Linked DNA regions of Mus musculus: region 1 is linked to region 2. A link is a contact called in ENCODE POLR2A ChIA-PET data. All regions are on one chromosome and are shown on one strand. The core of a region is the stretch at or near the end of the contact, and the rest is flanking DNA. Distances in the headings are between cores, read along the strand shown.

Region 1 (5,171 bases), core at 913-3,412, 180 kb after region 2:
AACAACACTATCAATAAATAAATAAATAACACCTTTTTGTTTGGGTCACTGTTGTCTTTGAATATGACATTCACCTGGACAGGGGCTTGTGCTGACACCTGTGTTAACCTTATGAGTTCTAAGAGCTTGGTTCTCAGCCTTGCAGATGAAAATGAGCAGCTGTTTCTTCCATCTGCCTCTCCCCTGTCTGAGAAACATACCATGGCCCATGCATTTGCTCCTGAAGACTTTATGCCCTGACCATGGCAGGATCCTGTTGTCGGCTTGGTGCTTTCCTATTAGGCTTGTCACTCTCTGGGTCCCCTCTGCATATGGCACATCAGCACATGGTGCCATGATCTTTGATGGTTGTTGACATGAGGCACCTGAAACTTACCTTCGAAGGTTGATCCAATGGCAAGTGACATCCATGACCTGGGAGTCCCACCCATATTGCCTGAATCTAAGTATGCAATTTGTAATATGACTAGACTGACACCCCCCGCCCCCCGAGACCTATGTATGTGTACATCCAAGTTAGAGCACATCAGCTGTAAAACACAGTAGAGACTTTCATTTCCAGCACACAGAGGTCACACGAGTGATCTCCAGTTGGAATGTGGCACAGTGAAACTGCATTCGATACTTCCTTGCCAGCAGATACTCACTTGCTGAGCGCCTGCTGCCTGTAAGGTGATGGGGATTGATGATCGAATGTCCCTGTCTAGAGAGGAAGAGTGCAACACGAGGGTTGGCATCTCGCCAAGCGGGTCACCCTGCATTGCAGGAGTGATGAGATTGCCAGCATAATCATTCTGATATTGAACTCTGCACCCCTAATGCTACCCATCAGGGAGACTTGATCATTGGCACAGATTCAATCAAGCAGCCTTGTGTCTCGGCCTGTCCCACAGTGGGATAAATCAGATGAGAGTCACCAAAAAGAGAGAAGGTCTGGTTGCGTGTGGTATGGTGTCCACTTGAGATGTTTTCGACGGTTTAAGATGAAACATTTCCAGAGTAAAAAAATAATAATAATAATAATGTAAGAGAGAGTCACCAGCCAAGTAATTACAAACCTTCTCTCTCTCCATTTTGCTTGCAACAGGGACGTTTTGCCATTCACCTTGAAGCTGCCTTATGCCATTTCAACAGCCAAGACGGAGTCTCAGCTTGAAGAACTAGCCCAACTGGGACTAAGTAAGTGGGTGTCCGTGCATGGCTCTATCTTAAAATGAATCCCTTGTGGCCCCATGCTACATCAAAAACACTTGTAAGAATCTCACTTCCATAACAAAATGCAGCTCATGGAACCATGAGGTCCCTGAGTCACATTTTCTAGGATTCATTACCCAATGCCCATCCGACTCTCAAATACTGGAGCTAAGTGTGCCTCGGTAACCCCTAAATCTCCTCTCATCAAACTAGCAGGGCTCCCCAGAAGTAGTGAGCTCAGCATAAGCCTGTTTGAGATGCCAGAGCCTTCCCTTCCTGTGGCGTCTTTCTGGGGAAAGGCAGCACTAAGGGAAAGAGAGGTGCAGTGTGGGGCTTTTATCCTCAGTGGTACAGAGGCACCTCTGCTACTCTGGTGCTGTGAGGAGAGTAAGGATGAAGATCTCTTAATGACACCTGTCTCTTCCCCTCTTAATCAGCTATACACACACACACACACACACACACACACACACACACACACACACACACACACTGCTGTGGGCCATGTCCCTCATCCTACCTAAGGTCCTTACTCAGGCAGGTGGGACTCACTGTAAGTCTGCTTCTGCTAGTCGCCCCACCCCCACCCCACAGCAAGATTCTACCACACAGTGGCTGACAATACACACAGTTCACCTGGTTTGACTTTACCCCAATGCTCTGGCAGAATCAGTATGAGTTTAACTTTAGTTAAAATATTTTCCTCCTAGATGGAAAGAGAATTCTTTTTAAGATTTTAGGACTTTGGTTTTTGGATAGGTTGACAATCAGACTACACAGTGTTTGATGTCTAGAACCTAATATGAACACACACACACACAGACACACACACTCACTCTGTATCCCTAGTCTACCCCCTGTAGGGATGGGACCCTTGAATGCCGTTTTCCCTCTTTGTTGGGTTTTAATGCTGAATCTGTAAAACCACAAGTAGGTTGTGTAATATCCCCCAGGCCCAGCTGCTGGTCCTACCTCATAAAGGGGAACTTGGAGGCCAGATGGATTCCTTGGCTGGCCGCCTCCTCCTTGGAGGGCACCCGGGAGAAGTAGATTGGAAAGGGTGGCGTTGCTCTCTAGGCTAAGTGGGATTTTGAAAAGCACAGGCTCAGTAGTTCCGTGTCTTTTACGAGCTTATCCTGGACTCATTCCAGTTTTCTTTGTCCTTCTTACCTGTGTGAAGGGCTGGGCTGGAGCTGCCTGTTGGCTCAGCCAACCTTTCTCAAAGGCTTTGAAGGTGAGAGGCCCCTGGTGGCGTCTCCCTGTGAACCCATAGCTGCCTTCATGCCCTTTCCAGTAAGGGAAAGGGGGGCGGAGAGGATCAAAGGAAAAAAGCAGACCCCAAGTTAAGCCCCTGTTGCCCCACAGTGTGTGTGTGTGTGTGTGTGTGTGTGTGTGTGTGTGTGTGTGTAGGAATGTCCCGAGTGCACTATATTTACATTCTTGTCTTTGCTGATAATGACTTACAGATTTTTGGAGCTCCTCGGCAGACAACAAACCCCTGAACTCCCCACCTCCCCATAGGCCTCTTCCCTCAGCCGGCATCTGCCCTGCCTCCTTGCGTCAGCTCTGCCTTATAAATGGAGTGCATTCTATAAAAACCAGGACGCCTTCGGAGCTGGAGTGCAGCCAGACCAACGGAGCCTTGTGTTTTATTAATCCTCTTTTCTTGAAAGTGCACAGCCAGGACCTCAGCACAGGCCCAAAGCGGCCGAGCACAAGGACTCCCAACGCGAATGGCACCGAGAGACCTCGGTCCCCCCCACCCAGGCCCCCGCCACCCGCTATTAATAGTCTGCACACAAGCCCTGGGCTATCCAGGACTGAACCCCAGACGAGCATGCCAGAAACAGTCAACCATAGCAAACATGGGAACGTAGCTCTGCTTGGAACAAAACCAACTCCCATCCCTCCACCCCGGCTGAAGAAGCAGGCTTCTTTTTTGGAAGCAGAAAGCAGCGCCAAGACCTTGACTGCCCGCCGGCCCAGCCGGAGGTCGGAGCCGGAGCCCGAGCTAGAGCTGGAGTTAGAGATGGGCACAGCTGGGCACGCAGGTGGAGCCCCGCCTAGGGACGCCCCCGGGGATTGCACAAGGGCGCCGCCGCCCGGCTCTGAATCACAGCCACCACCGTGCCATGGAGCCAGGCAGAGGCTGAGCGACATGAGCCTTTCCACTTCCTCCTCCGACTCGCTGGAGTTCGACCGGAGCATGCCTCTGTATGGGTACGAGGCTGACACCACCAGCAGCCTGGAGGACTACGAAGGGGAGAGTGACCAAGAGACCATGGCACCTCCCATCAAGTCCAAAAAGAAGAGGAACAGCTCTTTTGTGCTGCCCAAGCTTGTCAAGTCCCAGTTGCGAAAGATGAGCGGGGTGTTCAGCTCCTTCATGACCCCTGAGAAGCGGATGGTCCGCAGGATCGCCGAGCTGTCCCGGGACAAATGCACCTATTTTGGGTGCTTGGTGCAGGACTACGTGAGCTTCCTGAAGGAGAACAAGGAGTGCCATGTGTCCAGCACCGATATGCTGCAGACCATCCGGCAGTTTATGACCCAGGTCAAGAACTATTTGTCTCAGAGCTCTGAACTGGACCCCCCTATTGAGTCACTGATCCCAGAAGACCAAATTGGTAAGTGCCCTTCTACCCATTTCAGGCATAAAATGTACTGTAACCCTTGTCAGCCGGTGTGTCCTGTTAGTTGTCTGGGATGAAGTTTAACCTGGAGTTCCAAATGACACACTCTCCCATCTGAATTGAATGGAAAGATCTCCCTTTTTTAGGCAGATGCTACACACCAAGCTTCAGATGTTTAGAACTGCAGAAGGATTCTATCCAGGGGTGGGGGTTGTACCACTTTGAAAGGTCCCAGTTGCTGCCTGCTCTTGCTCTATGCGTGTGACACATCTGTTGAGCATTTTCTGGCTGTGCGTCCTTCTGTAACCTGCATGCTTACTGACAGTATTTTTCACTGTCTTTCCAGAGGTTGTGGGTGCTTTTGTTTTGTAGCATATGCTAGGAGTATGAAGACTAGGGGCGAGGTGGGGGGAGCACACCTGTGTCCAAGCCCCCCAACCCAGAGAAAAGAACACAGACCAACCCTCAGGGACCTTGTTCCTGTCCAGCCTCAAGTGGACCTCCCTGTTGGTTTTCATCCTACAGAGTCTGTATTAGGCAGTGTGGGAAGAAACAAGAAATAGGAAAGAGAAGTTTATTTGGTGTACCTTTAAGTGACATAATTCGAAGATCACATGAAAGGCATTCTCTCCAGAGTCAAGGGGAAATGCTTTCTTTGTAACCTCACAGGAGAGCTGAATTGTTACTTTGGTAAGCATCTTGCCAAGGCAAATTTGAATTTGGCAAGCAGTCTTTTTTTCCAGGGCGGGAGTAGCCAGGGTTTTTGTAGTTGTTGTTGCTGCTGCTGCTGTTGATCGTGTTGTTGTTTTGTTTTTGTTTCACGCATTGACTCTTAAAAGGTTAATTTCAGAGACTTCACTCAGTGGGCAGCAACAGCCAAGAGTTTACAAACATTTCCATGGTTTAGCTAAACTCAGATTTCTTCTTTCTGATTGGGTGTGTTTGTCAAAAGTAGTAAACAGTGTGTGGTAGAGCATGTGTTTCTCTCTCTCTCTCTCTCTCTCTCTCTCTCTCTCTCTCTCTCTCTCTCTCTCTCTCTCTCTCTCTCTCTCAATTTGAGCAGCTCTTTGATTTGGTCACAAAAGACTCAAAGCCTTGTTTGTTTTCTTGTGGGACTCTGACCTAGCCCAGGGTTCTGTTTGGGCGTGGCTAAAGGAGCTCGGGTGCTCCAGAGAAAGTGGCTGAAAGGAATGTGCCTTTGTGCTACGCCTAAGAATGGAAATCATTTTCAGGAGACTTCTGCAGAATGCAGAATATCCACACAAGTTCCCTCTTTCCCCTGCAGCCCGAGAGTCTTTTCTCTCCTGAAGACCCCTTCCAACATCATGTTCACAGGGACCCCTA
Region 2 (5,228 bases), core at 30-2,529:
CCCCCCAGATACTCTGCTAAACTCCCTCTCTTATTTTCCCAGGACCACCTGCAGGAGGGGTCTTCCACAGCCCAACACGATTTCATTCTATAACCTGGGACACACACACACACACACACACACACACACACACACACACACACACACGAGGGTTCCAGCTATCCTTTTTTTCCTTCATCGCTATCTAGTCTAATGTCCCAGTAATTTGCCTGTGGTGTGCGCTACTTCCCTTCTGCCAGCCCATCCTTATCCCTCTGCATGTCATAGCCACCAGAGGAGGGAAGATGATTTCTTCTCCAATACATCTCAAGCTTAGAACCCAGCCGGATGCATAGCTATTACTAAATTATTAAGCAGGCGATTCGGTACACAAAGAGAAGTGCAGTTGATGGCTTAGGTTTTGCTGGTGCTGGGCTGCTGGTACTGAGTGGTAAGTACTGTTTTGGCTTGTTTTCGCTTTTAATTTAGAAGCCTGCTTTCACAAGCATCTATTCTCTGCCTTAGGTGGGAAGTAAGCACATACAAAGATAAGGTCTCTATTCCTTTTCCAATTCTGGGCAAAACAAGAGTCTCTTTGAACACCCTTAAGACTCTCTTTGTGACACCGGCCACTTAGGTAATTGCTAGCTCAGCTTACAGGGTCTCCGTTTCCCACACCGCTCCTTCCCTTCCTTCCTGCGAAGGTTAGACTTTGGAGAGTAGGGCCAACCCCATCTCCCAGACTGGTGCCCTGCGGCAGCACGCGTACAAACCCCAGCAGCCACGCCATCGCCGACCCCAGGGTGTGGACCGCGCCTCACGCCCCCCCCCACTACTCCCACCCCCTCCACCACCACCCAACTCCCCATCTCCTCGCAGCTGGACTTCTCCAGCCTGCGTGGCCCTTTCCCCGGATCCGAAGTCGGTCTAATGCTTGCACGCATCTGAGGAAGAAAGGAGAAAGGGGAAACCTCCCAGAAACAAACTCTGGCAGTGGAGACAGGCGCAGAGGGAACCGGGTGGATCGGAGGAGGTTCAGGGCGGGTCCAGACAAGTTTGCTCCGGGTTAGGTAAACTTTTCGATTCCCAATCCATACGCCCCAGTTTGAAAGTTCCTGGTAACCCGGCGATTGCCCGAGGGTAGGCGGGACCAGGGGTCGCGCAGGCGCCTTGTTCTTCAACTCCAATCAGCTCGCCCCGACTGGGTCCCAGAGAAGCTGGGAGGGGACCCCAGAGGAGATCTTCAGAGGGGCTGGGCGGAGGCACACAAAGCCTTTCTCTCCTCCCTCCGGCCACGCCCCTTCTCTCCTCGGCCTCTTCTTCCTCCTCCTGGGCGGAGAATTCTAGTCCTACTCGGTCACTGACCTGCCGGTCGCCCCCGCCTCCCAGATCTGCACCAAGGGAGCAAGGTAAGGGGTGGCAGAGGCGGAGACCACACCTCAAGTGGGAGAACCGGGCACCATGCGCGAGGTGCAGTTCCCCACTGCCCTACTGTCGCTTGAGATAAGGAGAGAGCCAACCAGCTAGCGTCCTCAGCGGTCCTAAAGGACCGATAGTGGAAGGAGCAATGGGCAGCCAGGACACCAGGACTTGAGGCAGAGTGACATTCTGGAGTCGGATTCAAGGAAGATCACGGGGTGTCCTCGGCTGACCTTTGCAGAGATTGGGTAGGGGGCAAGCCACCGAGGGTGAGGGCCGGATGATTGGCGGTGCAGGTGCGTGTGCATACGAGCGTACCCAGGAGCTGGGAGGTAGAGAGATCTTTGTTGAGTTCTACCTGCGGCGCCGCCTGCCGTGTGTCAAATGCGCCTGTGCTGGCCAGATCCCAAGAGTCACAGTGCTGAGTTGCAGAGCACACATTGTGATCCGCCACTTTCTCCTTACAGCGAGGCAGAGGGGTCAGCGAACCCCCGGCAGGAGGGTGCTTGGGCTGTTGCAGGCAGTGATTGAGGGCGGTACAGCTATTAGTGCAGGGGTTCTGGATTCCAGCTGGGAAGGGACAGGGCCATTTTCCCCCTTGAAGGCCTATGGGTTTCCCCCTCTGAGCTGTTACTCCTCTCTTAGCCTGGGCTCCCTGGAGCTTGGCGTCCCACACTCATCCTGCGATGGAGGTTCTTCGACGGCTGGAGCATTGCAGGGTTTGCCGAAGTTCAGCCGGAAAGTGATGCTGCCTTGCCAAGAAATACAAGGCAAGGTCGGCCTTTGGGCCTTGAGAGGCGCCTCTCTTCTCAGAGCCCTCAAGTCCCTGGGGGCTTTCCTAGTTCTGCTGCAGAAGCAAAAAAAAAAAAAAAAAGCAGCCTCTGAACACAGTGCAGCCTCACTTTCTTGCAGAGCTTGGACACATTGTGGTTTCTTAGGACCATGGTACATTCACCAACCGGACTTTGTAAATATTGAAGCAAAAATAAACACTTGGCAACACTCAGAAATTAAGATAAATAGTAACCCCAGCACAATGCTTTTTAAAAAGAAACTTGTTTCCAAAGATCTGTGACGAGCAAAATGTCAACATTTTAAATAAACACAGGTGCTGGCTGTTTTGTTGGGGCATTGTTGCTCAGTGGAACCAGAGCCCCCATTTGTCCCTGCTTCGTGGTTTATGAGGGTTGACAATGGCATGCAGCAGATTGGGCAAGCTGGGCTTTCTTCATCATCTTGTTTATTGACTGCAGAGCTTTTATTAACCTTTCCCCTAGTTCAGGCTGGGGAGGATGTTTTGATAAGGGCACAGAGGGGCTCATTTTCCTTCTGGCCTCAGGCTCCCTATGTCTCTGGACTTTCATATCCTTTAGTGCTTTCACCTCCTTAGGGGACATTGGCTTTTAGAGGGGCTGCAAGGAGCCTTTATATTTAGGACTTGGGAAGAAGGGCGTTGACAGGACCTTTAGTTTGGGTTTTTTTTTTCTAGGTCATTGAGGCTGAGGCATGTGATGGAGAAGGACAACCAGCTCCTAGGAATGCCCTCATGTGCATGGGTTCTCTGATTAAGTTCCCTCTAGGGTAGGTGAGTGCTTGTTGAGAGATGACACCCGTGCTGCTTTGAATTCCAATGGACCCAACAGGCTCATGTGTTTAGATGCTTGGTCTCTAGTAGGTGGAACTGTTTAGGAAGGATTAGGAGGAGGTGTGGCCCTGTTGGAGGAGATATGTCACTGGGGACTAGGAGTGGACTTTGAGGCTTCAAAATTCATGCCATTCCCAGTGTGCTCTCTGCTTCCTGTTTGTGGATCAGGATATGAGCTCTCAGCTGCTGTTTCCATCATATCTGCCAGCCTATTACCATGCTCCCTGAATCATGGTGATGGACCCCTGTCCTCTATCCCTCTGGAATTGCAGGCCCTAGATAAACCCTTCTCTAATTTGCCTTGGCCATAATGTTTTATCATAGCAATAGGAAAGCAACCAAAACACCACCCCCCAGTGACTTTCATTCTCCTCCAAGGGGGCCCTCCCCAGGGCCTCTCCAAAGTCAAGGTTTGTGCCTACTGAAAGAGTTGTTTAGCTCCCTAGAAGCAACCTCCTTACTTAACTAAGTCCTGGTCCTCTGCTTAGAGACAGATACATCCTATCCTTTCTCAGGGGTGAGTTGCTTTGGGAGATCCCCGTCATTGAGCCCACTCTTCATGTGCATCCTGTACCATAACATGTTGCTGTACTGTCCAACCCCTATCGGTCTATCCAGGCTGTCTAAAGATCCTTCAAGAGTCTTAATGGTTTTAGTAAGGAAGGTTGCCCTGCCTTCCTCCTCCTTTTGCCTGGTGAGACAGCTACCACCACTGGAAGAGTGTGTGTGTGTGTGTGTGTGTGTGTGTGTGTGTGTGTGTGTGTGTGCGTGTGTGTACGTTCGTGCATGTGTGTGTGTGTACATGTGTGAACATATGTGATATCACTCCCAATGCATATGCCCTGAGCTCTACTTCTCCACTGTCAGCTTCCCAAAGCCAAACCCTAACCCTTGTGACTTGCCACTGAAGGAGTGTGGGTCGAATGAATGAATGAATGAATGAACGAACAGAGTATCCCTGTGCGGAAGCATTTTGAATAGTACACAACAGGATGTATGCCTTAGAGCAGTAATGAGTCAAAAGAAAGCAGATAATGTTTTCATAGATCTTTGTTTGGATAAATAGTAACTCAGCTGTTTCTCACACAACCCAAATCACATTTTGTAGAAGAGGATATGGATCCCTGGAGGGGTCAAAGTACTGAGGGAGGCCAGTCCCCGGGTCCAGCTGCACCCCAGAGGATTTGCCCAGACTGTCACATTATGACCCAGGACAAGAGAGTCCTTAACTAAGGACTGGTGTATGAAATGTAGCCAGTGACAACAGCATGGCAGCCTATTAGGGAAATGTTAAAGGGATTCTAGGATGTCACCATGATGTGGCATGTTTGCCAACTCCACGTGGTGACAGAGGATATTTCTCCTTGTACATCGTCTGGAAAAGACGTTCCCAGGAGTCTAGCTGGGGAGATGTTCCTCACTTAATTCAGCACCTGCTGCCAACTTTGTCAGTATTCAAGAAGGGTGGATTGCATCCAGTGGTGAAAAGAATTTACATGTTTGGTGTTGGCAGACCATAATAACCCACCCAGCACGGTAGCCGCTCTTTACCCGCTCTGTACTGATTGGTGGAGAACAATTCCCCAGGGTTCTGTTAGATTGGAGACTCTGGAGCTGCCTTGAGGGACTGCCTGGAAGCCTTCTCCCCTCAGCCTGACGTACCATCTCTACGTGTTCTCACATGCAGCTGTGCCGAATCACTGCTTTCCTATGGCTTATGTTCCAGGGCTTTAGAGTCCACGATGGTGGGTGAAGGCATGGTGGCAGGAGCCGGAAACTGCCTGAAGCTGAGGCTCCCAGCTTGAACCTTGAACATGAACCAGAGAGACTGAACTCATCTCTGGCAGAAGTCTTTAAACTCTCAAAGCTGACCTGTGACACACGTCCTCTGACAATGCCATACCTCTTAAACCTCCCCAAGTGTCTGGGAGCAAGCTTCCAAATGCCTGAAATTATAAGGGGCAGTGGCTTCAAAGTACCACATGTGCATGCGATTTGGGCACCCCAGGGTTCTTATGCTAAGAGCATAATTCTGAGGTGCTTGGGGATGTACCAGGAAAACACACACACACACACACACACACACAGAGAGAGAGAGAGAGAGAGAGAGAGAGAGAGAGAGAGAGAGAGAGAGAGAGAGAGACAGAGAGAGAGAGAGACAGAGAGAGAGAGAGATTGATTCACA

What was found. ChIA-PET counts read pairs that join two places held with the same protein, here RNA polymerase II (POLR2A).
Region 1: POLR2A ChIA-PET joins it to region 2 with 15 read pairs in Patski. The contact joins two enhancer-like sites. POLR2A ChIA-PET finds 5 or more read pairs at or near these places in 2 of 5 experiments (Patski and embryonic stem cell).

The regions. Positions count from the first base shown.
Region 1 is chr2:145,857,354-145,862,524 of GRCm38, forward strand. It overlaps Rin2 (Ras and Rab interactor 2), which reads left to right. Exons shown (of 13, transcript NM_028724.4): 8 at 1,088-1,179; 9 at 2,661-3,821. Among named protein-coding and RNA genes, the nearest start is that of Gm39954, 34 kb to the right of the region's middle. Within about 2 kb of position 2,163, at least 1 of the 3 ENCODE cell types and tissues checked has a DNase peak (open chromatin) inside an H3K27ac peak, as active enhancers do.
Region 2 is chr2:145,674,197-145,679,424 of GRCm38, forward strand. No RefSeq gene overlaps it. Among named protein-coding and RNA genes, the nearest start is that of BC039771, 24 kb to the right of the region's middle. Within about 2 kb of position 1,280, at least 1 of the 3 ENCODE cell types and tissues checked has a DNase peak (open chromatin) inside an H3K27ac peak, as active enhancers do.